3 separate regions of the Mus musculus genome follow, and regions 1 and 2 are each linked to region 3. A link is a loop called in an ENCODE intact Hi-C map of the cell type or tissue named here. Cell type or tissue: left cerebral cortex. All regions are shown on one strand.

What was found. Peaks named below come from ENCODE experiments on the same cell type or tissue, not always from the same donor. Only the 100,000 strongest peaks of a DNase experiment are listed, where the experiment ranks them.
Region 1: it touches region 3 in a loop (2.1-fold over the local background); 4 of 42 quality-filtered maps call a loop at or near these places.
Region 2: it touches region 3 in a loop (2.2-fold over the local background); 4 of 42 quality-filtered maps call a loop at or near these places.

The regions. Positions count from the first base shown.
Region 1 is chr13:57,886,597-57,894,596 of GRCm38, forward strand. The region is part of intron 2 of Spock1 (sparc/osteonectin, cwcv and kazal-like domains proteoglycan 1); the gene reads right to left. Among named protein-coding and RNA genes, the nearest start is that of Spock1, 18 kb to the right of the region's middle. In left cerebral cortex, no CTCF peak of the experiment used is centred here; DNase peaks (open chromatin) are centred at 3,318 and 7,970.
Region 2 is chr13:57,903,890-57,911,889 of GRCm38, forward strand. It overlaps Spock1 (sparc/osteonectin, cwcv and kazal-like domains proteoglycan 1), which reads right to left and starts at 4,443. Exons shown (of 12, transcript NM_009262.3): 1 at 4,303-4,443; 2 at 3,513-3,698. The coding sequence starts at 3,698. In left cerebral cortex, a CTCF peak has its summit at 4,520 (motif pointing left); DNase peaks (open chromatin) are centred at 1,514, 2,310, 2,988, 3,759 and 4 more places; H3K4me3 peaks cover 2,693 bases; H3K27ac peaks cover 1,738 bases.
Region 3 is chr13:57,834,766-57,842,765 of GRCm38, forward strand. All of the region lies in intron 2 of Spock1 (sparc/osteonectin, cwcv and kazal-like domains proteoglycan 1), which reads right to left. Among named protein-coding and RNA genes, the nearest start is that of Spock1, 70 kb to the right of the region's middle. In left cerebral cortex, a CTCF peak has its summit at 3,096; DNase peaks (open chromatin) are centred at 2,676, 3,124, 3,472 and 6,172; H3K27ac peaks cover 1,016 bases.

The sequences.
Region 1 (8,000 bases), 52 kb after region 3:
GTGGGAATACATCACTCAGAAGTGTGATCTTACTGGGCGGTGGTGGCGCATGCCTTTTATCCCAGCACTTGAGAGGCAGAGGCAGGTGGATTTCTGAGTTCGAGGCCAGCCTGGTCTACAGAGTGAGTCCCAGGACAGCCAGGGCTACACAGAGAAACCCTGTCTCAACATTAAAAAAAAAAAAAAAAGAGGAGTGCAATCTTGCCAAAAAGTCTACGGAACCTCACTGTGAAGAAGTGATCAAGTATGGGAATTGGGTGACATCTGATGGAACCATGGGTCTCGTGCTCCAAAAGTTCCCATGTCCCAAAAGATGCCTCCCTCCCAAAAGAAACTGACAAATGTCCTCCTTTTCTAGATTTTAATAATAATAATAATAATAACCAGAATCAACCTTCAGTATCCAACTAGCTCCTGAAGTGAGAAGCAGCTATTGACAACCCTGTGGGGAAGTGGGAACTTTACTGTAGACCAAATACCATTATTGTGTCCACGGTCAACTTCTTAGATCTGTTAATTATTGAAAATGTAGGTGTCTCAGAAAATATGTCCACCAAGAACATCTTTAAACACAAGGGACAAAAGTTTCTATGTTTTTGGTATTTTTTAAGTGTCTTGTCAGTATGTTTAATATATTAAAAAAATAATATACAAACAATATTCAGATAATCGTACCTTGCGTCAGGTTCAAAAGAAACTCGACAAATGGCTACCAGTGGTGCCTATCTGTATGCCAAAGCGCATGCTGGCTTCCAGAGTCTCTCTCAGTGTTGTGAATACCTGTTGGAGTCCATGCTGGCCTCCTGGCTCTTGTCAGCTCTTCTCAGTCTTCCCCCTACCCTAAACTTCTTCCGAGCTTTCCTTCCGAGCTTCTCGGTCCCGTATAACCACGCCATTCCGTTCATGTGTTCCCTTGGTCCTCTCTCTTCCTGTCTCCCTCACGTGGTTCCCCCTAGGTAACCCCTTTCCCTTCCCCCCACTCTCCCCACACCATGCTCTGCCCTCCGCTCACGGCCTGCTCCAGTCTGCTGGCCATGTTCAATCTACTACTTTCTCTCCCTGCTCTGGACTCCTGCAGATGCCTCTGGCTCTCCTCTCCCTCCTATCTACAATATAACCTTCCCCTCAACCACACCTTGGAGCCGTCTTGCCTCAGTTCATCCATCCGGTGCCGAAAGCCCCTTGGACCTGACACCTTGATCTAAAACGTTGGAAATACATTATATAATTTTATTTTATTTTATTTTACAATTATATATTATATATTATATAATTTTATGTATTTATTTACAAATGTAACTTACATATTTATATCATACATAAATATGATGATAAAAGTGGCTGTCTGTGCTAGGTAATAAGGAAGATAAAAGAACAAGAGGGTAGATTAGAGGCAAGAGCAAATGTTATTATTATTATTTTATTATTATTATTATTCCACATGTCACAGCATGCACATAGAGGTCAGAGAATAGCTCCAAGGACTCCGTTCTCTCCTTCCTCTGTGGAGCTCAGGGCTCACACTCAGACCACCAGGCTTATGCAGCAAATGTTTTACCCAATGACCCAGATCATGGGACCAGGAGCAAGTGCACTTTACATGTTAAATAAAAAAAAATAATATGATCTAGCCAGGAAGTGGTGGCACATGCCTTTAATCCCAGCACTTGGGGGGGGGGGTGGCGGGGGCAAAGGCAGACAGATTTCTGAGTTCAAGGCCAGCCTGGTCTACAGAGTGAGTTCCAGGACAGCCAGGGCTACACAGAGAAACCCTGTCTCGAAAAACAAACAAACAAAATACTATGATCACAAGGATACCAATTCAAAAACACCAGGGGAAATAGTTTTTATGATAAAGAAATATAAAGGCTTAAAGAGTAAAGATCTAAGCCCATGGAAGGATTTAGGGTCTTGGAGGTTTCTAGAGGTATTGATGACAACCTAGGGAAAGCCCTGTGGCTGGGATACAGCTTGGTAGAAGAACGTTCAACCAGCTTGTGAGAGGCCCTGGGATCAAACCCTCACCACAATATCTAAAGGCTTTTATTTCAGCATATTTTTATTTCACAGAAATTCCCTAAAAAAATTTTTTTTTCTGAAAAATGTTTCCTAAGGAAATTGTTGTAGAGATGGCTGATGAATTAATCCGCCCCTAACATGTTCTTCCTGACAGGAGAAAGTAGGAAGTAACACAAATGTGTAACCAAAAATTTTTCTTTCCAAAAGAAAAAAAAACTTTTAAAATAAATTATTGGACTATCTATCCACCAGAGGACTACCTAGAAAGGTATTTCTGTAGCTTTTTAAATGGGAGAGGCATATAAAACACACCATGTCATTTCAGAGCATGTGCGTATAGACACATAAAGCAATACAGCTCTCTTGGAGGGACAGTGTATAGATTTTTTTTCTCATGTTTATCTCTTTTGTTTTCTAAAAACAGGGAAGATGCTGAGGTAGGAATCACCACCTCTCGCTTTGGCTCCGGTGACACTGCCTGGCGTGGCTCATGGGGAAGAAAGGGGGAGTCAGATGTCAAAGCAAGCCCTTCAGCTGTCAGCAGGCCCTAAAAGCTCTTCAGTATGGGAGCAGGTCAATAGCCACTGGACCATGACATCTCCCCTGCCTGCTCCCTGGGGAAGGATTGCATCTGAAGGGGAGACAGCCTACTTTCAACAGAGAGACAGCCCCCCATTAAGCTCCACATGTCACCTCGGACAGCACCGGGCACTAAGGACTGTTGTTAAAAGCTGTCAGAGGACACTCCCACTTCAGAATATCCAAGAGACTCTGGGAAGGCGGGGGGGGGGGGGGGGGGTGTGCACAAAACAGTGGAGTAAGTCTGGCTCCTGTCAAACAGGATGGCGTTTACTTCCCGCTTGAGGAAGGACTGGAGGGACAACAGATTTAAAGCTTGCCTCTTTCCCATTAGCGCTCCTGCCTGGGCTAGCCACTTAACCACTTCAGGCCTCCTAAATGAGCTGTGTAAAGTACCCGGGATGCAAATTCAGGGCGGGGTGTGCGCACAATAAGCAGAACAGACAGCGTGCAGGCTGTACATTTTCATATTGACAAGGAATTTCTATGCTACCAAGCAGAACGTCAGGCCCTTATTTCACAAGCATGTTAAACAAGGGTGGGTTCTTACTACTCCTTCCCCACGTTCTCACGATGACCAAACCTACACGTTCTTACCTGCTGGGAAGCGGGCAGTGGTGGCAAGGCAGAGAACAATTCTTAGAGAGAAGCTTCTCTCTACAGTGAAGATTCCTCGCCACTCCCAAGTCTGCGTGACTGGATGACTAAGGGGAAGTGGGGTGACAGCTGCCAGCATTTGCGGGCATGTGAGATCAGCCAGGTTCCCCGGGGAAAATGCATTTCCCCTCAAATGCTACCAAAAGTCATTATGAGCAAACTGCTTTATTAAAGGAAGAAAGGGATCTACAACTGAGAAAAAAAATTGAGTTCCCAATTCAGATATATCCTCAGGCGGCAAGCTTGCTTATCTGTGCACTATGACTAACCAAACAAGGGAAAGCAGCTTAGAGAGGACTGGGTCAATCTAGAGAAAGAACAGCCTTGGGGAAGCCTGTGCCTCCACCCCTTGCTAAGAAGAGGAGAAGAGAGTTGAGGAGACAAAGGAACAACTCCCAGAAAGCCCAGGACTCCATCTAATGCACCCCTCCATGAAGACAACCTGCATGGGATAGGGATGGGTTTCTCACCAGAGAGGAGGCTCTTGGGATATATTTAATACCGTTGGCCATGTATATAACTTCTCTGCTTTCTGGGTACATGGTAGGATATCCCTAATTGCCCCATGGACGCTCTCAAAACTATCATCTTAAGAGTCACGGGATATTAAGCTTAGCACTCCTGCTACCCTGTCTGTAACCACAGGCCTTAGAACCCTCAGCAGCCACTGTCCTGAATAAAATATTGGAGCCTTCTTACCCATAAGAGATGAGCACTGTGGTATAGAAATGGGCTTTTACAGTTTTAAGGCAAAAATATTATATATAAGCCAGAGGAAGAGGTTGACCCTGAGTGAACCACCACATCAAGGAAGTGGTCCTCCAGAGGGCACATCTTGACCTCTAGCCTGGGAGTGAAGGGGTTAAATAACCAAGTGTGCATCCGACAGCGTACCACAAGTCTAACGGTGTGAAGCAATGGGAAAGAGGGCTCAAATCTGATGTCAGATGGAGGCTCCCAACTCAACTGGTCTTGGCTTTAAATCCTAAGATAATAGGAAAATGAATCCATCTTATTAAGAGAAAGCAGAATGCAAAAGTAAATGAATGCCTTGTGTTTATTCCCCAGGCTGAAATCCCTCAAAAAGTCAAAATCACTCCCCCACCCCGTGTTTAGTAAACATGGCCAAGTGTTGGCAACTGGCCTCGGGAAGCGGAGGCTGCTCGCCTCTGCACCCCTTAAGGCACATGTGTGCACACACACAAGCATGCACACACACAAACACTGCGATAACTTTCAAAAGACAATCAATACCGCCCTGAGACAATCGGAGCTAATCAGCCCATGCAAGTGCAGTACACTAATCCCATTATGTGCCTTCCTGCTTTCCTTAGAGATAGAGTTGTATCATTCCACACAGAGAAGATATGCCCTGCAGAGAGATTACAGATTCCTGGAGATGTGGATTACATCCAACTCCCAGTACAGAGAGGGTGAGCACTGAATAGAAGAGCAATGTATAGCCAAGGGGGTGTAAATGTGGTGGAGCTCCAGCTTACTGCCAATCCTCATGCCTACCTGACCCCCTCTAAAGAATGGCTCCACCCGTATTCCAGCCTGAAAGTAGGACAGGAGAATGCCTAAGAATTTTATGGAAAGTGGGAAGTTTAGGGCCAGGAGGGACTAAGCAGATTACACTAAATAACAAAGAGCCTCTGGGAAGGAAGAAGAAAGGCTGCTGCATCTTGTCATGGAAGAACACCAAGGCCCAACAGAGCAGGGTGGAGGAGAGCTGCGATCTTTCGAGAAGGGTGGCTCTGGTTGTGACTCGGGCTTCTCTAGCACTTGGAAAGATACCAGAAGAAGAAACTAAAATTCTAAGTTCCTTCAGCTTCCTTCAGCTGCTAGACAGAATATCTGTGAATGGGGCGTTGGGCAAAGCCTCAGCTATGTGGGGTAGTGGGGCTCATCTGGGTGCCGATGCTTCCTCAGGCACACTCCTGGTCAGCATCCTTCTCTGCCACCTAGCCCTTTCTCCCCCAAAAGCCACCTTACAATTCAGAGATGGCACCTTCTCCTGGAAGCTTAACTAACCGCTTCACTGGGACGGGATGACCTTCCCAGATCAACCCCCAACACCTTGCATTCCTATCACCTAGTTAATTGTTTAGTTGAGTAGGCATGGGTGCCTTCGGAAACAGGACTTAAGGCTGAGCTGGCACACTCAAGCCTGGGCCATGCTTGATAAAGAAAGCTTTGGTGATGGAGACCACGGAGTCTCTCAAACTGAAGCTTTCACCTGAGCTAAGGGGCGGGGAGAATTTACCTAAGCTGAATGATAGGAAGAGAGACCCCGTTTCTGTCCTCGCCCCCCCACCCCCCCGCCCATACACCACAAACTGATTGCTTGTGTCTGTACTGACACCTGTTGCTCGTTCAGAGGCCCGACTCTTCCACTAGTCTGTTCTGTGTGTTACTAAAACATTTACAGAAAGACTAGTTCTACAGTGGGACGGGCATAGCAAAGAAAGAATAAGACTCTAAAGCCTACTGAGAGAAAGTGTCTAAGACCCTACTGTAGATCATTTGGGTGCCAAGTTCCAGGTCAGATGTTTTGTGATCACAAATCTACGTGAAGGGAAGGAGGCAGCCTCCAGAGCTGTGCTAATGGGGCAGTGTATTATAGGACAGGCATCCTCCATTTCCCCAGGTACCTTAGAGCTTGCCAAATAACTAAATGGATCTTTGAAATTAATCCAGGCCTAGGGAAGAGAAAGAATGCTTTCAGCCTAGTATAACACTGGAGTTACACAGGCAAGAAATGGATCCTTAAAAAGAAAAAAAAGAAGAAAAAAAAAGCTTTCAGGCCAGACCAGAAACATGAACTGTGTCTGTCCACACACCCCCATACCCCTTCCCACATCTATAGCATTCAACTCTGCTCACATCTGAGGCCAGCCAGGCTGAGAGAGCAACACAGGCTGGACGTGAGTACAGTCAGTGGGGAGGCTTGGAGGAGGAGGAGGAGGCGGCAGTGGAAGGAAGAGATGAGGTGGCACTAAGTCATGCCACCAGCCTAGGGTAGACCACACGATATTCCTATTATCCTAAGACCCATTATGAAGAAAAAAACATCCAAACAGAGATGATGTTCATCCACCTGTACTATCTAGACTTGTAGACAACTTGAACCAAGACTAAGACAGGATCCCACGTCACCTGTGAGTCTACTGGGCTCGATGACTTTGTCATAGGCTGTGACTCCTTTCCTGCCTCAAGGAAGAATGTTGGACTGGGCTGACCACAGATGATGACCCTCAGTATGCAGAAGTGGGGATATGAGAGCTGAGGTGCTCATGCCGGAGCCATAATCAGGACACCCTGGAACAGGCCAAGCTTGAAGCATGCTGGGCCACATGGCACAACTGACACTGCTGTGGAGTCATAGAGCAGGTCATAAAAGCTTGCTGTTCAGCATAAAGGACAGGGACAGGCTGAAAGAGAGAACCCCCCTTGTTGACAGTAAGGCATATTAATGAGCTGGATGGTAAGACAAAGACCAAGGGATGGTCCTGGCCTGTCCATCTGGAAACTGTCAACTCTGAGGGAATGGAAATGTTTTCCTCTGCATTCCTCTACTCTTTGAGGTAAGAAAATTAAATGGGCCTCTGGTTTGCAGTGAAGACGGTTCCCGTAACTCACAGGGAAGCGTTGAGCATCTTGAACAACTCCCAGTAGCTCTTTCTCTCAACAAAAAACAATAAAAGTCATACGGCCTTGATTATAGTGGGTTGTCTACAGTAACTTACCACATTCCCCTCCGAGGATATGAAACAAAACATATTTATTCAATTAATCCTGACTTTAATCTTAGAGAAGTCAAATGTTGCAAGAGGGTGTGTGTCTCAAAGTATAAGCTCCCTGAGGGCAGGGACTTCGATGCCTGTTTCCCAGCTGCCCCGCCCCTACCCCTGAGACCTAGGGAGCCATTTGCCCATTGATTTCTTAAGTGAACAACTGAGAGGGCGGCTGGGTAGATGTCCATGTCCTCAGCTTCCCCAATCTGGCAACTATACTTTGCATTTATTGTCATTAGCAGAGAAGCTCATGGCGGTTGCTGGCTGAGAGGGGAGAGTCCATTCTCTCCAGGGGTGTGGACCCCGGTAGGTGACCCCTGCCCCAGTGAGTGGCAAACCCTCCATTCACGTGCACAAACAGCAGCACTAACTGGAATCAGTGAGTTATGAAAAAGGAAAAAGTGGAGAGATCGTGAAGTTGGGAGGAGCATATGGAAGGAGGAGCTGAGAGGACTTGAAATATAGGAACAGGGTACATGATATACATGCAAAAGATTCTCAAAGAGGTTAATTTTTTCAAGTACCATAAAAGGAATGGCCTACCCATGGGCTATCTTTTACAACCTTGACCTGACTATAGATTTCTTTGGGGGAAAAGAAGATTTCCTACACAGCACCCTTCCCACTAGACACCATTTGCCCCTCCCTGCCCACGCACTATAGCAACTCAAAATGTGGCCAGATGTGGCCAGATGCAGCCAGATGAGGCCAGATGTGGCCAGATGCGGCCAGAGTCTTCAGGGACGCAATCCTCTCCAGATAAAGACCAATGGCCTATAAAACATTTCTGAATGGCTGACCAGGCCTAGAGAGGTGGCTTCGTGCTTCCAGCTCATGGATGATGCTGAAAGAACATAAGGGAATTCTTTCCCTTCCCTTCTCCGCAGTGAGCACATCCAGCAGGCCTGGCAGGAGCAGTGGGTGGGAGGAAGTATCGGGTAATGAAAA
Region 2 (8,000 bases), 69 kb after region 3:
GCACAGAGGAACCACAGGCTCATGGTAGAACCATGAGCTCATGGAGGAACTATAAGGGCAACAACCACAAGATCATGAAGGAACCACAAGTGTATAGAGGATCTGCCATCTAAGTGATTTTATGTCATTACTGGATCCCTAACTCCAGCCAGCTAATCATGAGGTCATCTAATGGTTCAAACTGGAGATCGTGAATATTCATGTGCTGAGAGTGACAAGACACCTTTAAAAGTGGCAGTTCAGGAGCCACCAGGTCACCTTCAACAGTGCCATAGCAAACTCGACAGTCAAGAAAGCCAAGAACTCATTCGCACCATCACGTCCATTTCTGAGTTGATCCAGTCAGTATGATCGCTTCTCTGAAAAAGACTGCGCAGAGCAGAGCATGGTGCTGCACACCTATAATCCCGGCACTAGCTAGATCAGGGAGTCAGGAGTTCAATCTCAGCTACATAGTGAGTTCAAGGCCAGGCTGGACTACAGGAAACTCTCTCGAAACATCAAAATAAGACAAAATGAAGTAAGATCACCCTTGGCTTTTAGTTCCCCAAGACCAAAAGTCACTTCTAAGTGTCTCTCATCCAACTCCAACAAAGTAATGAGTTGGTGGTGAGAGATGGGTAGTTTTCTTTTCAAACCTGGCATGCATCTTTACCATAGTCCTTAAAAGCTATCAGAGACTTCACAACTGAAAGCTCTGACCAGGCCTGGTGGCGCACAACTTTAATTCCCAGCATTCAGGAGGTAGAGGGCAAGGGGATCTCTGTGAGTTCGAGGCCAACCTGGTCTACAGAGTGAGTTCCAGGACAGCCAGGGCTATACAGAAAAAAACCTGTCTCAGAAAACAAAACAAAGAAGAAGCCCCAGAATAATAGGCCAAGAAGCTGAGGTTTTGTTAACCTGGAGCAAGAACTGGATCCCTGGAACTGATCAGGCGAGCCAGGCTCCTGCTACCTGAGACACACTTTCTCCCTTGTCCCTAGGGTGGCCTAAGTCTGGAGAAAGCAGCCTCCATCTCCTCGGTCCCCAAGGGCTTCTCCACTTCTACGATCCAACTAAAGATAGTTGGGCCTGCTCTAAAAGGACCCCTGATCTGAGTTCACACCACTTTAAAGGGGTTAATGGCATTCAATTATATCTGAGCCACTGCGGGAATCACATGACTCCATGAAGCATAGAAAATGGCTGATGACTGATGATGTTTGCAAATATTTTAACATCTTTGGATGTGTATAATGGTGTGCTGAACCAAATTGTCATTTTCACAAACTATACGCTGCTAAAAGCACACATTTGGCGCTAAATCTGCTCTGGAGGCTTCCTGCTTCGTGGTTAAACCTTGGGCCCTTCTTCAAAGCAATCATGAAGGCAGTGTTCCCAGCCATGCTAAGAGACATGAACATAGCATCCCTCCTAGAAAGGAGTCCAGGTCCACATAGGAGAAGCCTGATGCTGCGGTTTAGCAAGCAGCCAGAATCTCACCATCAGTCAAGAGTTGGTGGAAAACATTGGTCTGCTATTTTTAGTCAAGACCATGCAGGCAAGGGAAAAATAAGAAATACACTGTTCATTTTCTTAAGATGCAAAGCTAAGTGGGAATTATGGCTTTAAACTCAAGGCACATTGAGGCTGCAGGCCTTCACGCAACTCAGAGGTCCAGCAGGCTCAAGTGTTTCTACCCACGCATCCCCTGTTCCAAGACACCCAGCAATGACGGACCATCCTCTAAACCAAACGTTCTGACCTTCCTAGTGCTGAGACCCTTAAATACAGTTCCTCGCATTGTAGTGACCCCCCTAACCATACAATAATTATTTTGTTGTTACTTCATAACTGTAATTTTTTCTACTGTTATGAACCATAGTGTGAAAATCTGATATGCATGGTATAAATCATATTGTAAATATCTGATATGCAGTATCCCAAAGGGGTTGCTCTTCACAGGTTGAGAACCACTGCTCTAAACCAAGCCCAACTTGCCCAGGTGTGTAAGGGTCCGTCATATGCCTGATTCTCCAACCCTTACTGACACGCAATAAATTAAAGCAAAAACAAAACTATGTCTTTCCCCCTCCATGCTCCCTTCCCCACACACCTGGCCAGGCATGGTAACATCTCAGGCTGGCCCTCAAGATCTTAAAAGCGCCATAGATGGCTAAGAGAACTTGTTAGGAACTGTGAGATGCAGACTAGAGTCTCCTTCTGTTGGGTCCAGCAGGCAGATCTGTGGCAAACAGTCCCAAATAACCAAGGAGATTCAGTGTGTGTTTGAAAAGCTCTTCCCAGAAGAAACTCCTCCAGGGAGGAGAGGGGCTCGGAGGATATAGCAGCAAATCCCGGAAGGAGATCTGGACAGGTGCTATTTAGAAAGCACTGGAAGCCATCTGGAGTCATGCAGTTCCTCAGAGACTAGCTCCCTGCAAGGCCTCGAGATACTGAGAATGGGTTCTGAGAAATCCATGGAGAAAAGTATGGGGTGCCTTTCTCTACCTCTGTATATAACTGTGATGATGTCCAGTGGCATGGCTCAGGTCACCCCTTTAAATATATATATATATGGTATGGCTCAGGTATATATATATATATGTATGTATATATATATATATATATATATAGTGTGTGTGTAATTTATTATATATTGCTTTTTTAATGTTCTAACACATAAACTACTGCATAAAAACAAAACATTCAAACATAAAAGCTTTACTCATTGTAAGTCTTAGACATTTTTACAATACTGAAAGCATCTCGGGGACAGGGATTCCTAATGTCCCCTTAATCCCTACCACTCTGGGGAGTCTTTGAAGGGGCTGGGGAGCAGGTCCTACTGGAAGGGGGCTTCTTGCCCCATCTTCTGGAAGCACAGAGGTATGTAGGAGCCAGGACTGTGGCGGAGACAAACAGCAGATGTGCCCTGATGCCCCAGGGTTTCTCCCCCACATCCCACCTGGCACTCTCCTGGGGAAAGGATTCTCTGATTCTCTGCGCTGCCTGTTCCCTTTTCCCTTCCACTGAAGTCTGGAAGACTCCAAGCCACTGCACTGTTCCCTGCTATCCCATCAAGTTCATTGCCAGGAGGCCCCCAAGACCTCCCCTCATGCCTGACCTCATGGCTTCTTAATAAATGAGCTATACACATCACTAGAGATTTTTTTTTCCTGATGCACCCAAAAGATAGCCAGATCCTGCAGCTCCCAGGACCTTCCTTCCAGGGTTTGGTAAAGTCAGTCTGCCATCAGTAGCTCTCAGACACTTGGAGAGCCCCTCTCCCCAAGCTGCTTAAGGTTTGTGCCCTGTTTCTGTGAGGACAGCTGCATCGATCCTACAAGTGCACATACCTGGAATACAGGTAACACGCAAGAGCACCCAGCCTTCCAAGTTCTCTTTAAAGTTCCTCTCAGGCTAGACGGATGCACTGTGGACCTCCATGAGAGGTTTGAACCTACCACCCCCAACCCCTACACTGGTCTCTGAGCCCCCCCCCCCCATTTTCCACCCCCAGCCGAACTCACATCTCGGAAGCGGTTCCAGTACTTGTCACGGTCATACTGGGAGACAGTGCTCAGCCACTGGTCATTGTCTAGGAAATTGGCGTTGTTGAGGGCCGCGCCACCGGCCAGCGCGTCCAGGTGCCGGCTGTCCACTTGGAGGAAGCACCACGCCGCGGCGGCCGCCGCGAGCACCGCGATCGCTGGCATCTGGGGGCAGGGCACACGGGCGTGAGCCGGTGACAACAGGGCTACCTCAAGCCCCTCACTCCCACCGGGTGTCTGGGCGCCTAGGGGCGCGCACAAGCTGCAGCGCCTGGGCTCACCGCGGGGACAGGGTGGTCCCTCTCACACCTGGGACGGAGGTTGCACCTGGAGAGCCCTTATGCATGGAAACAGCTACAAACGCAGAGCCTAGGTCACCGACTCGGGGCCGCCGTCAAACTACTGAAGACCCTCTCACCGGCTCTCCGTTGTGGGGCTCCAGTACATCTCCCCCAAAACCCGGATGCTCAATGTGCCAGCCGCACTCCCACAGACGGGCCCCACAGCTCTGGTGTAGGGATAGGGATAACGGCGCTCTGAGCATCATCCCAGGCTCTGGCAGACGGGGGCTTTGGGGTGCCCTCAAGCCGGGCTTCCCGTTCCCAGCTAAGGCAAAGGTCTCTCTGCTCCCGGCCCGCGGCTTCTGCGCAACAGGGACACGCAGAAATGCCCCCAGGCCCTGACCCTGCCAGCCCGGGAGATGGCCTCAGGAAGGTCCCAACTACGCCAAATATGCCAAGTTGGGGCTCAGTGTTCTGCGGACACGTACCTTGGGAGCCCGCCCGAGTCCCGGCGCCCGAGTTGCTGGGGTTCCTGTACCGCGGTGGCTGGGAAGGCTGATGCCCGGCTCGTTCCCTTGCGCACCTGCCGCCGCCGCGCGTCCGGCCGCTTTGTGAGCCCGCAGCGCTCTGGCTCGTCTCGGGCGCGGCGTCCGCGGGCGGAGAAGCCTGAGCTCCTAGCCGAGGCCTCTGGCGCCCCCTGGCGGCTACTTGGCGCTCAGCGGTCCCATCCGGGAGCGTGATTCATTCGCAGCTCTACAGGGCTGACACAGATTTCAAGCTCAGGGAAATGATGTTAGAAGGCCAAGAAGTCGCCAGTGTTGAGGGACTCTCAACGAGTAAGTGCTTGGGACACCCGTCTCAGAATCTCTACGGTGGAGAGAGGAGACTCTCTCCAAGAGTCGGCCCTTTAAATGAGTCCCTGTTGCGTCTTGTGCACAGACAATATTTAGGTGAACTTCTCTACTCCCTGGTTCAAGCCATACACCCAGCATCTCTAAGTCTGATCTCCAACCAGAGCCACCCCTAAGAGTCCTGTGGAACCGACCTCCAGCTTCAAGCACGGACAGAAGGAGAAAGCTGGCCTTGACCCAGCCCTCTCTTCTCTTTCCAAATACTCAGCGTGTTTGGTTTAATAGGGGTGGGAGCGACTTAACAGGTGCATCGCTGCCTACTTCTTGGCACAGCTATAGCCTATAGCCCTGAACACACACACACACACACACACACCAAACTCAAAACCCTTCAGGACACTTCCCTGAGAAACACCCAAACCCTAGTCCCCTGCACACCTGGTCCTTGCCCTCTTACCCTTCTGCCTCTGTTTGCCCCCACCCACCCACCCACCCCTGCCTTCTTGTCCCCACTTTCTACACAGGCTAGCCTTGGGGTCAGACCCCAGTGGCAAGGGCTCCTCCAGGCCTGGGATCACTTTGCCCCTGGGCAGACTTGAGCTACCAGAATATCTGAATGCATTCTGCAGCTGCCTCATCTCCATTTGTTCCGAGATTTGTGGTCCCTGTGATTCAGGCCAGGACCTCGGTGACACTGCCCTGAGAACTCAGTGTTTCTCCAGCTGCAAGCTCACTGCGCTTAAGGTCACTTATGGCAAGCGTGACCTTCCCGTGGGCTGGAACTCTCTGACAGTGCGATCTGCCTTGCTCTCAGCAGCTGCACCAGTCATGACACACCACCAACAGTCAGTATCAGAGGGATCCTGAGCCCTGCTTTTCAATATGCCACCACGATGATGTGGCCGGTTGTGAGTCGTGCTGTAATAATTGGGCAGATGGCATGGTTTAAGCATGTGAATTGCAGTTCTTGTGCATTCTGGGAGGCCTTAGTACAGGAGAAGTGGAGTCTTTTTTTTTCATGTTGGGGAAACACCTCACCCAGAGAGTATCTTATCACGGGGATGAACACAGTGAGTATCTGATGTCATAGCTGGAGAGAGAGAGGCTTGGGATAGTGAGAGGAATGCATCTCATTTCAAGAGAAACTTATGTGCCAAGTTGGGGCTCAGTGTTCTGCGGACACGTACCTTAGGAGCCCGCCCAAGTCCCAGGACCGCAGTACCGTGGCTGGGAAGGCAGCTGCCCGGCTTGTTCCCCTGCGCACCTGCCGCCGCAGCCGCCGCCTTTGTCCCGCGCTCTAGCTCACATACGGGCCTGTGCAAGCATTACCTCTCATTCCCCAGCCATGTTTTGTCAGCACCCCTGTTCTGAAGAGTCACACCCGATGTCATTTTTGCCTCCTCATAACCAGTTCTTTCATCAAGCCATCTTAATCTACCTTTGAGTTAAGTGATTGGCCACACCAGCCGCCTGCCCTGCTCAAGCCTGGGCTCTTTCTATGAACTCCTGCAGCATGGCCATTCCTGGCTCTTCAGTCGTCACGGATCATCTTTTCCAGTCGTCACGGATCTTTTTTTGTTTTGTTTTGTTTTGTTTTGTTTTGTTTTGTTTTGTTTTTCGAGACAGGATTTCTCTGTATAGCTCTGGCTGTCCTGGAACTCACTCTGTAGACCAGGCTGGCCTCGAACTCAGAAATCCGCCTGCCTCTGCCTCTGCCTCTGCCTCTGCCTCTGCCTCTGCCTCTGCCTCTGCCTCTGCCTCTGCCTCTGCCTCTGCCTCTGCCTCTGCCTCTGCCTCTGCCTCTGCCTCTGCCTCTGCCTCTGCCTCTGCCTCTGCCTCTGCCTCTGCCTCTGCCTCTGCCTCTGCCTCTGCCTCTGCCTCTGCCTCTGCCTCTGCCTCTGCCTCTGCCTCTGCCTCTGCCTCTGCCTCTGCCTCTGCCTCTGCCTCTGCCTCTGCCTCTGCCTCTGCCTCTGCCTCTGCCTCTGCCTCTGCCTCTGCCTCTGCCTCTGCCTCTGCCTCTGCCTCTGCCTCTGCCTCTGCCTCTGCCTCTGCCTCTGCCTCTGCCTCTGCCTCTGCCTCTGCCTCTGCCTCTGCCTCTGCCTCTGCCTCTGCCTCTGCCTCTGCCTCTGCCTCTGCCTCTGCCTCTGCCTCTGCCTCTGCCTCTGCCTCTGCCTCTGCCTCTGCCTCTGCCTCTGCCTCTGCCTCTGCCTCTGCCTCTGCCTCTGCCTCTGCCTCTGCCTCTGCCTCTGCCTCTGCCTCCCGAGTGCTGGGATTGAAGGCGTGCGTGTGCCACCACTCCCGGCGTCACGGATCATCTTCCTGTACCGGAGCCTCAGCCACACCTTACTATTCCACCTTAGCATCCTTCCCCTAGGCATCTGCAATCCCTTGTGGCCCCTGCTGAGAGTCTGTAAGTCAACCCCCCACCCCTGCCCACAACGGTTTAGAAGCTTCCCACTCTATTCCCAGCTTCATACTCAGCATTTTCAGGGTGCCCACGGGGGCATACGCTTTTCACACCTGTATCCCTAGGCTTACCTCGGAACTTGACATTGAACACTCAATAAATCCAGTAATGGCCAGAACAAGCAAACGCCAGAACCCTGATGCACCTGGAAGTCTTAACCCCCTCCCTCTACCCCACCTCCACCCGCCATCTCCAACCTTTGGGTCTTCAGAGCAAATTTCTGATTTTTTTTTTTCTGGGAAGACCTGTCCCTAGTTTAATTAGAGGGCATCTGCTCTTGGCCAGGTGCCAGCCTCACAACTGGAATTGTCCCTGTAACCACTGTTCACAGGAAGGGCAGCCAGCACCGGCCAGGCTGGAGGAGGGTGTCAGAGCAGGTCTGAGCCAAGAACGGACTTAACCTTGTAGTAGGGTGAAGAGGCTGGCAGCTGGACCCCTGCCATCCGCTCAGCCGGCGCTTCCGGGGAGGGGTGTGAGATTTATTCGGCTGTAAGAAGCACCCAGGACCAAATCAATACCGTGCCTTGGGGCTGTATTTCTGCTCTTCATTGGCTCGCATACAAGTATAATAACTCCTTGTTTTAACATAGTTCTCATTTCCAGGGAGCCCACATGTTTTATTTTCGGTTTAATGGATCCTCAAACATGTGCTCCTGGCTAGACAGAAGCAGGCAGAACTGTTGCCACTTTCTGCCGAGGAGAGGGGATGGATGGCTGGAAGAACTGTGAAGGTCACAGAGAGACGGTCTAGCCCAGTCTAGCTCCGGAAGTCTAAGATAGCACTCCCCAGGGACCCTCTGCTGGCAGGCCGGGCTGGGAACCACCTACTGGGCTTCATTCAATGATAAGGGTATGTTGTTTGGCTGTC
Region 3 (8,000 bases):
GATGGCGATGGAGACGTTCTCAGTCTTGATTATGGCAGGATTTACAAGCTGCATACATTTGCTGAATCTCAAACCGCACACTTTAAATAGGTGGGTTTTAGTGCATATAAGTTATTTCTCAATGAAACTGGGTTTTTTTTTTAATAAAAAAAATCTCCCTGGGTTTTTATTTTGGACTTCTTATTCTTAAAATATATAAATATATCTACCAAAGGTTCTGTCCACATTGATAAGTATAAGAAAACATACTTTGGATATAAAAATGTCATGCTGCCCCTTGTTTCTATTGACTATTTCTAAGGTGTTTTCACGAAGCTAATATTTTAAACCAACATTTGAGATTGGATGTAATGGAATGGATGGGCTGCCTTGTGTGCACATGTATTACTAACATGCTTATTGATCTCTCCCGGCTGTTTGTTTTCTTGACTCCCATCAGGTCTGTGGAGCTAGAAGCAGTGGAATGTGAGACCCTCTCCACCTGCCACGTGCCCCTGCTCACTTGTGGATCTTTCCCTCTGTGCCACCACGTAGTGTCAGTGACCTTCCTTCCAAACAGCCACAACCTGCAATGCTGCTGCCAAGTTCACCTCCAACAAAAGAATATATGTGAGTAATTATGAAATAGGTCCAGCAACGCAATGCCAACAGGTAATAGAACAATGAGCCCTGGGGAGAACTGAGGCTCACCCACATCTGCATTTGAATCCTGGTTTGGAGGACACGGAAGCGTACCTAGAACCTCTAACACAGCAAACCTTCACCTGTTCACCCCAACGAGTACCCAAGAGTAAAACCAATCCTAAAACACTCTCATGTCACCCTAGAGCACCAGTTTTAGAAATTTAAAAGGGAAGTGGAGGGGTGGTTCTGACGCTCTGATCTGGAATCTGCACGTAAATGCTGAAAGTCCTGTTCCCCAATTGGTTCTTGATCCATCAATAGAGATGCTAGTGGCCAATGGCTGGGCAGAAGAGGTAGGACTTCCACGTTCCTGCAGGCAGGCTAGGAGATGAGGAAGAGAAAGGGGAATTCACCATGTTTCAGAAGAGGAGAGAGCCACCAGCCATGTGAGATCTTAGGTGGAGTGGCCACTGGCCATTTCCCAACTGGGCCTGAGATAGCAGTAACTAAGTTGAAGGCAGATTCGGAGGTGTTGAGCAAGATGTACAGAGAAGGGCATGCTGGTCAAGAGAAGCTTAGAAGAGCCCAGTCACTGAGCCATAAAGCAGGTTAAAAATGAGCTAGTGTGTGTGTGTGTGTGTGTGTGTGTGTGTGTGTCATCATCCACAGATCCAAGGGAAGCTGGCTGGGGGCTGGTAGCTCAGTCAGCCCAGAGCTTAAAGCGGGGTAGTAGACACTACACACTACATGGTAGGGACTGTGCATCCCTGTGTCACAGACTACAAAGCAAAACTCGCAGAATACTTTGGACAGCTCCTACCTCCAACAGATGTTTCACTTCTAACACCCTAAAATGCCCTCAAACTTTGGGATAAATGTTCCCTCTACATATTATGAAGGGTTCATTCCGAGGCAAGGGAAGGGAGGAGGAGGGGAGGGAAAGGTAGAAAAGAGGGGAGGGTGGAGTTGAACCAAGGTAGACAAGACCCCCTGAACTGATAAGGCTCAATCCCACAAGGACATTTTCCTAGCCCCTCACTGACCCAGCACTCCAAGCATGGCTTGGCCATATTTGTGCAGCATCTTGGAATTGGAAGAACAGCCACACCTTCTGCATCCATAGAACAGAGATGCCAACAGTCTCCAGATTATAGAGCAAGTTCTGCCTATAATGTTTATTCTTGATTGTCAACTTGACTATATCTGGAATGCATTACAATCCAGAATTGGAGGGCTTACCTGTGATCCAGATCTTGAGGCATAGTGGTCATGAAAAGCTTAGGCTCAGGCAAGGTTGTACAGACCTCTAATCCCAGGAGACTGAAGCAAGGAAATCTCTGAGTTCAAGGTCAGCCTGGGACAAAATAAGTCCCAGATCCAGGTATGGTGGTACGCACCTTTAATCTGGGCCACACCTTCTGCTGGAGACTTACATAAAGACATCACAAGAAGGAAAATTTGTTTTTTTTCGCCTGCTTGCATTTACTTGCCACACATTGGTTGGAATCTACTTCTACAGAAGACCGACTGAAACAACTAGCCTTGTGGAGCTGAGCAACTACTAGATTCTTAGACTTCCTATTCACAACTGACCATTGTTGGGGTAGTTAGACTACAGACAGTAAGTCATCACAATAAATTCCCTCAATATAGAGAGACATTCCACAAGTTCTGTTACTCTAGAGAACCCTGACTAACACACCACCCATACATTGCCACTAATGCTTGGTGTTTCTACTTCATATGAATGGTTCCTCCACCTCTAAGCTTATCAACTCCCACCCATCCAGCAATCAGATTATTGGCTTCTGGTTCTCAAATACAGAGGCTAGCATTGAATCTGAACACTCAAAGCAAATGCACAGTTTCTCTGGAACTCCTATTTAAACATATTATACTTGTTGGCTGTTGACCGACATTGGCAAAATAAATAAGGATTCTTTGTGGCCGCGCTTCAAAAAGTAACCTAAAGCAAGCTGTTCAGCTTTGCAGTGGGGGTGGGCTGAAGAACAAACTCATTCTTACCAAACCAATGTAAGGCCCATGTGAAATTTCAGGGTACCTCCTCTTCTTAATGTACAAAAGGAGAATCTAGGACCAAGAGCCAGAAGTCACCCAAGCAAATGCCTTTGTGTTGGACTCAGGGCTAGGTATGTCTATGAGTCCAGAATGAGAGCCAAGAGTTGTACCACAAAAATACTTCTAAACAACAATGGCAACCTGGTGATCCACTCTCAGACATATTTCAAGACTATTTATATTAGCAGAACTTGGATTGTCTCCCCAAGCAGAAATACTGAGAACTGCTAACTGCACGGAGCCCAGGTTTATGTATGACCTCCTGCTTCCAGAAATCCCATCCTGATATTTCTAGAAGTCCCTAGAAAGGAAATACATGAGCTGACAAAAAAAAATCTTCTAAGTATGACTACCCCTGACAGCTATATTCTACCCAAGCAACACCAGGAGCACGCTGGCATCTCTGCCAAGGGTACAGTCTCCACAGAGCTCCCTGGAGGCATCCACAAGATTGCTGTGTGCAGAAAAGAGTGAATCACCCATCAAAGACTCGGGTTCCCCTCCCACAGTGCACAAGGGCTGCTAAAAAGCAACTATCGAGCCCAGGCCTTCATTTGTAGCCTCCTTCACATCTAGGTGGAAGGGTGGGACTTGTTCCCATTAGCAGGGTGGTTTAGAATAATGTGTGTCACTTTCAGATCAAATGGGCAAGCAGTGTGTATGTCCTCTCCCTGCTGTCTCTTCCTGCATCTGACAGGGATGCATGTTAGAGATGATAGATCCTAGTCCAACACCTCCTGATGCTTGGGTCCCAAAGCAGTGTGGGCTATGCACACATATATCACCAGTGTCAGACAGAAGCAAGGCTGAGTTTCTTAAGCTTGCCAAGGAGGGTGCAGCCCTGCCACAGCTATAAGAAGCCACAGATCCAGGTGACAGTGTTTCACCCATGAAAATATATTCAGAGCGTGGTAATCACAAAATGTCTCAGAAAGGATCTCAGACCTGTGACCTGACTTCAACCCAGAGACAACTCAGCCCATATATAAGACAATATCCTAGTGCCATGATTTCCTTTCTTGCTTTCCAAGAGGCAGATCCACCTTACCTATACCTGCACAGTGGAGCCTAGAGTGTCCATTACTGTCCACTTCCGAGCAAGAGATAAGCAAAGACATAATTTACCACAAGCCACCTCAGAACACCTGCTAATGTAACATTACATGAGCATAGCATTATGTTGGTAAATTCTCTCATTACGGAGGTAGAAGCAACTCAGGGAAGAGGATATTTTGACTTACAGCTCGGGATGACACAGCCTATCAGGCAGGCTAAGACATGTCTTCAGGAGAGGGTGCTGATCAGGATACAGACAGCTAACAGGAAGCGGGGCCTGGTTGTAAGGCATGAAGGCCCACCTCCAGTGCTCTGCTTCTTCCTGTGAGGTTATATCTCCTAAGGCTTCTCAAACAGCACCACCAGATGCAGGCCAAGTGTTCAAACAGATGAACTTGTGGGGACATTTCACAACTAAACAACAGTGTATATTTATCAACCTTCTGGGCTCAGTCTGGGCTCAGACAGGTTAGTTTACAAGAAGGAGAAGTCCAGTAATGTTGGTGACAGAGAAACAACTAAGGGTAGCTTGGGGTTGCTTTACACACTGAAGTGTCACTACCAGAATCCTGTCAGGGACACTGAAGTGTGGGGAATTACAGGCTGGTATCCAGCCGAGCTGAAGTCTAAACCCCGATGGTCATAATTCACCTTCATGACATGGTAGGCATTCCCTCATGCTCCTGGAACTCTGGCCCCTGCCTAAGGTATCACCTCCCACAGCCCCCACAAGAGAAGCATGGTCAATAGTCATGTAAACAATGACCCAAGCTTCTGACCTTCAGGCTAAACTCCTCCCTAGTTACCTAGCAACAGCAAAGACCATTAAAAGGGGTGCTCAGCCCCCACCTCTCTCTTACTCTTACTCCTCTGTTTCTTTACCTCTCACTACTCTCACTTCTCTCTCCTCTTCCCTTTCTCTTTGTCTTCTTCTCCTCTCCTCTCTCCTCTCTCTCTCTCGCATTCTCTCTCTCTCGAATTCTCTCTCTCTTGCATTCTCTCTCTCTCTCTCTCTCTCTCTCTCTCTCTCTCTCCCCTTTCTCTCTTTCCCCTGCATTTCTATAATAAAGCTCTTAAACCATAGAGAGTCTCTGCTCCTTCTAGATCCGCTGCGCCACTCTCGCCAGTGTTGAGAACTCCTTCCCTCATCCCTCTCTCCTACAACCCTAGGGCTTTAGCAAGGTAGCTCTGGGGTCCCGGTCGGGGGCTGTCCCTTTTCCATCCCCACCGCCATAGGTCAGGCATGTTCACCCAGGCCGTGTGGAAAAGCGTCCGGCAGCTCTGCCTGTGTCTGCCTGCCCAGAGCACAGGAACTCTGGCTGGGACGTTAGGCCCCCTTTTCTCCCCACTTTTCCCCAGGGCCCCCAGGCCCTCCCTCCCTTATTTTGTTCCCAACACTGAACTGCAAGGAACCCAGCAGGAGGCCATCCAATAAGAGGAACCTGCAGAGGTGGCCATTAGAGCTTCAGTCTCACTGCCCTCTAGGGAAGTTGCTCTCCTGGTGCCATCTGGATTTACCAATGGGTTTCAGGATACCACAGAATGTACATTTCTTCTGCTGACCGCTCATTCACCCACACCTCCATCTTTCTGGGAAAATCTGAAGGCTCTGCTAGTGAATCACTGGACAGAAGTTCTGTGTTCTCTCTCAAATGAGCTTTACCAAGGACTTTCTCCAACCAGTAACAACAGTGTTATGGCTTAAGCCTGAAATGTGTTTATCATTGATTGTTTGTGTAAAGTTTGGCAGGTGGGACTTCAGCTGGAGGGAGTCAGTTGCTAGTGCTGCACAAAGTTAAACCTTCGATCCTTGTCTGGCTTCCTGATTCCTATCCTCCATGACATAACCAACCACCTCGTCCACACAATGGACTCACACCAGCAGAGTGTGCACCTTGAAGCCTGGAGCCCAGGAACCCTCTAAACTTTCAAACAAACATAAATACATCTTGGCTCTGATCCATACTTGTTTTTCTCAGGTATTTGTCACAGCAACACAAAAATAACTAACAATGGAAATTGGTAGCAGAAAAAAAGAAAAAGAAAAGAAAAGAAAAGCTAAAAAGTTGCTTCTGTGACTCCAGGAAAATGGAGCCATTAAGCCTTGGAAACAGGTTTGTGGGAGAAATCTGAGAAGTATGGAGAGTGAAGAAACCCCCTGAGATACTGCAATCAGAGCTTCATGGTGATCCTATCCTGGCAAACTCTCAGAAGACCATAGTGCTGATAGATATCAGACTAACTCCAGTGCACAGATTTCAGACAGGCTGGAGACCTGAGGGGTGGGGGGACGACACAATGACTAAGGGCCATTCATGTTAAATAATGAGAAAGCATTTCCCCTTGTTTTGGCACTGCCCTGAGACTTTAAGTAGAGTTGAATTTTAAAGTGATATGCTAATTAGCTTGGCAGAGGAAATTTCAAGACAGCATAATGTTGGAAATGCAACATTGATGTCGCTGGATGCTTTTAGCAGGTTTGTAGTAAGGACTAGGAGCAAGGTTCTGAGAGCTGAATGTGAACAATTTGGCCAGAAATGAAGCCCTTTCAGGTCATGGACAAAGAGTAGATGGTTGTTTTAATATAAGCACTGCTAAACCGAAGTCTAAGAGTGTCTCAGAATTTGGCTGGCCCACGCCTACCTCAGAATAAAGGTGGAAAGGTTTTTTTGTTTGTTTGTTTGTTGTTGTTGTTTTCTCATCCAGAAGTCCTTGCTTTGAAAAGAAGGCTCCAGGGTACCACATACATCCACACAGATGCCTGGGGCATGAGTGTTCTGAGGTTTCTGAACCCATCCACTGTTCAAGCTCTTGGTGGAGCTGGAAGCCATCCACAATGCCAGCTTTGCCAACATGCAGAATGTTAGAGCCATGGTGACTAGGCAATATCCATCTAGAAATAAAGGAGAGTCCAGGAGACCAGGCAAGGCGATGTGTGATAGAGTAAGGATCTCCACAGGCTGCTTCTGAGAGGGCAAGGGATGAATCTATGAAAACGTATCCTAAGATGCAATGTCCGTTGCATGGATGGTCTGCCTCAACATGCGTCTGACCCCACAGAGCCAAGGGACCATTGACTGAACCCTCTACAGCCAACCCCAAAGTAACTCCTCCCTGTCAGCTGCCAGAGCAATGCACCAGTAATTAACACAGATATGAGACCATATGTTGGTGCCCTTGTGCCAAACTCTGATTCTCTTGTTAATTCCTCACTGGCACACCTAACCCCCTAAGGCAGAGACCAAAGTGGTGTGAGTTACCTCTACTGATTCCTCTACTTGATTCCTCACTAAGAGTCAACATATCCTACCAATTCCCCTCCAGAATCTCTCCCAGGACCTTCTACTTCTCTCCGTTCTCATCTCCACGGCTGCCCCCATCTCCAGCACCCACATCAGTCCTCACTTGGGTCTTTGACACACCCATTCACAGACAGCCTTCCCTTGATGCCTCTTAGAGGGCCTTCTAAGTGAATCAAAACCCTTCTCGTCAGGATCACATCGAATCAGTGGTCTCTGCCTTACGGTGAGTGGTCTTTAGTCTCAGGACCGATGCTTTTATTATAGTATTATATATAATATAGTATACATTATTTATTATAGCACTATAATATATAGTATGATAGCATTATTACATCAGGTTCCCCTTCCCTCTGCACCCCTCCGTGTGCCCCACGCCCCATGTTTCTGCAGTACTATAATGGAGTGGCTCTGACCTTTCCCCCAGCTATGCTTTTTTTCTAGTTTGGTTTCCCCAGGTCCCTCTGTTTTGCTCCCAAAGCACAGCAGGACCCTGGCTTCCCTGAGTTGTTCTTTTCTCACTTCCTCTATCCACTCTTCCGAAACCTTCTTCTCCGTTCAATGCTTGTATGCCTGCTTCCAACCACACTGGGATAGCCATGTCGTTAGGAAGGCAGGCGAGCATTTTGTAGTGGGAAGTCACCATTCCCCCAGGCTGCCAGCAAACAGTGTTTGATAAGGACGATAAACACATGATACTGATCGTACCGCATAGAGCTGTGTTCAATATCCCAGCACACAGAGCCAAGTGGCAGGTGATCTGTCTTAAATAGATAGCATTGCTGGGTAACTGATTTCTGCCAGCAGTGTATTTGCTGGGATTAAAATTTGATTTAAATGTACCTTTAGAATTATTATTGAATATACCAAATGCTCCATTCACATGTGGGCAAGAAGATCATCGATCATTGCAGCTCACATTCCTATCAATCCACAGACAGC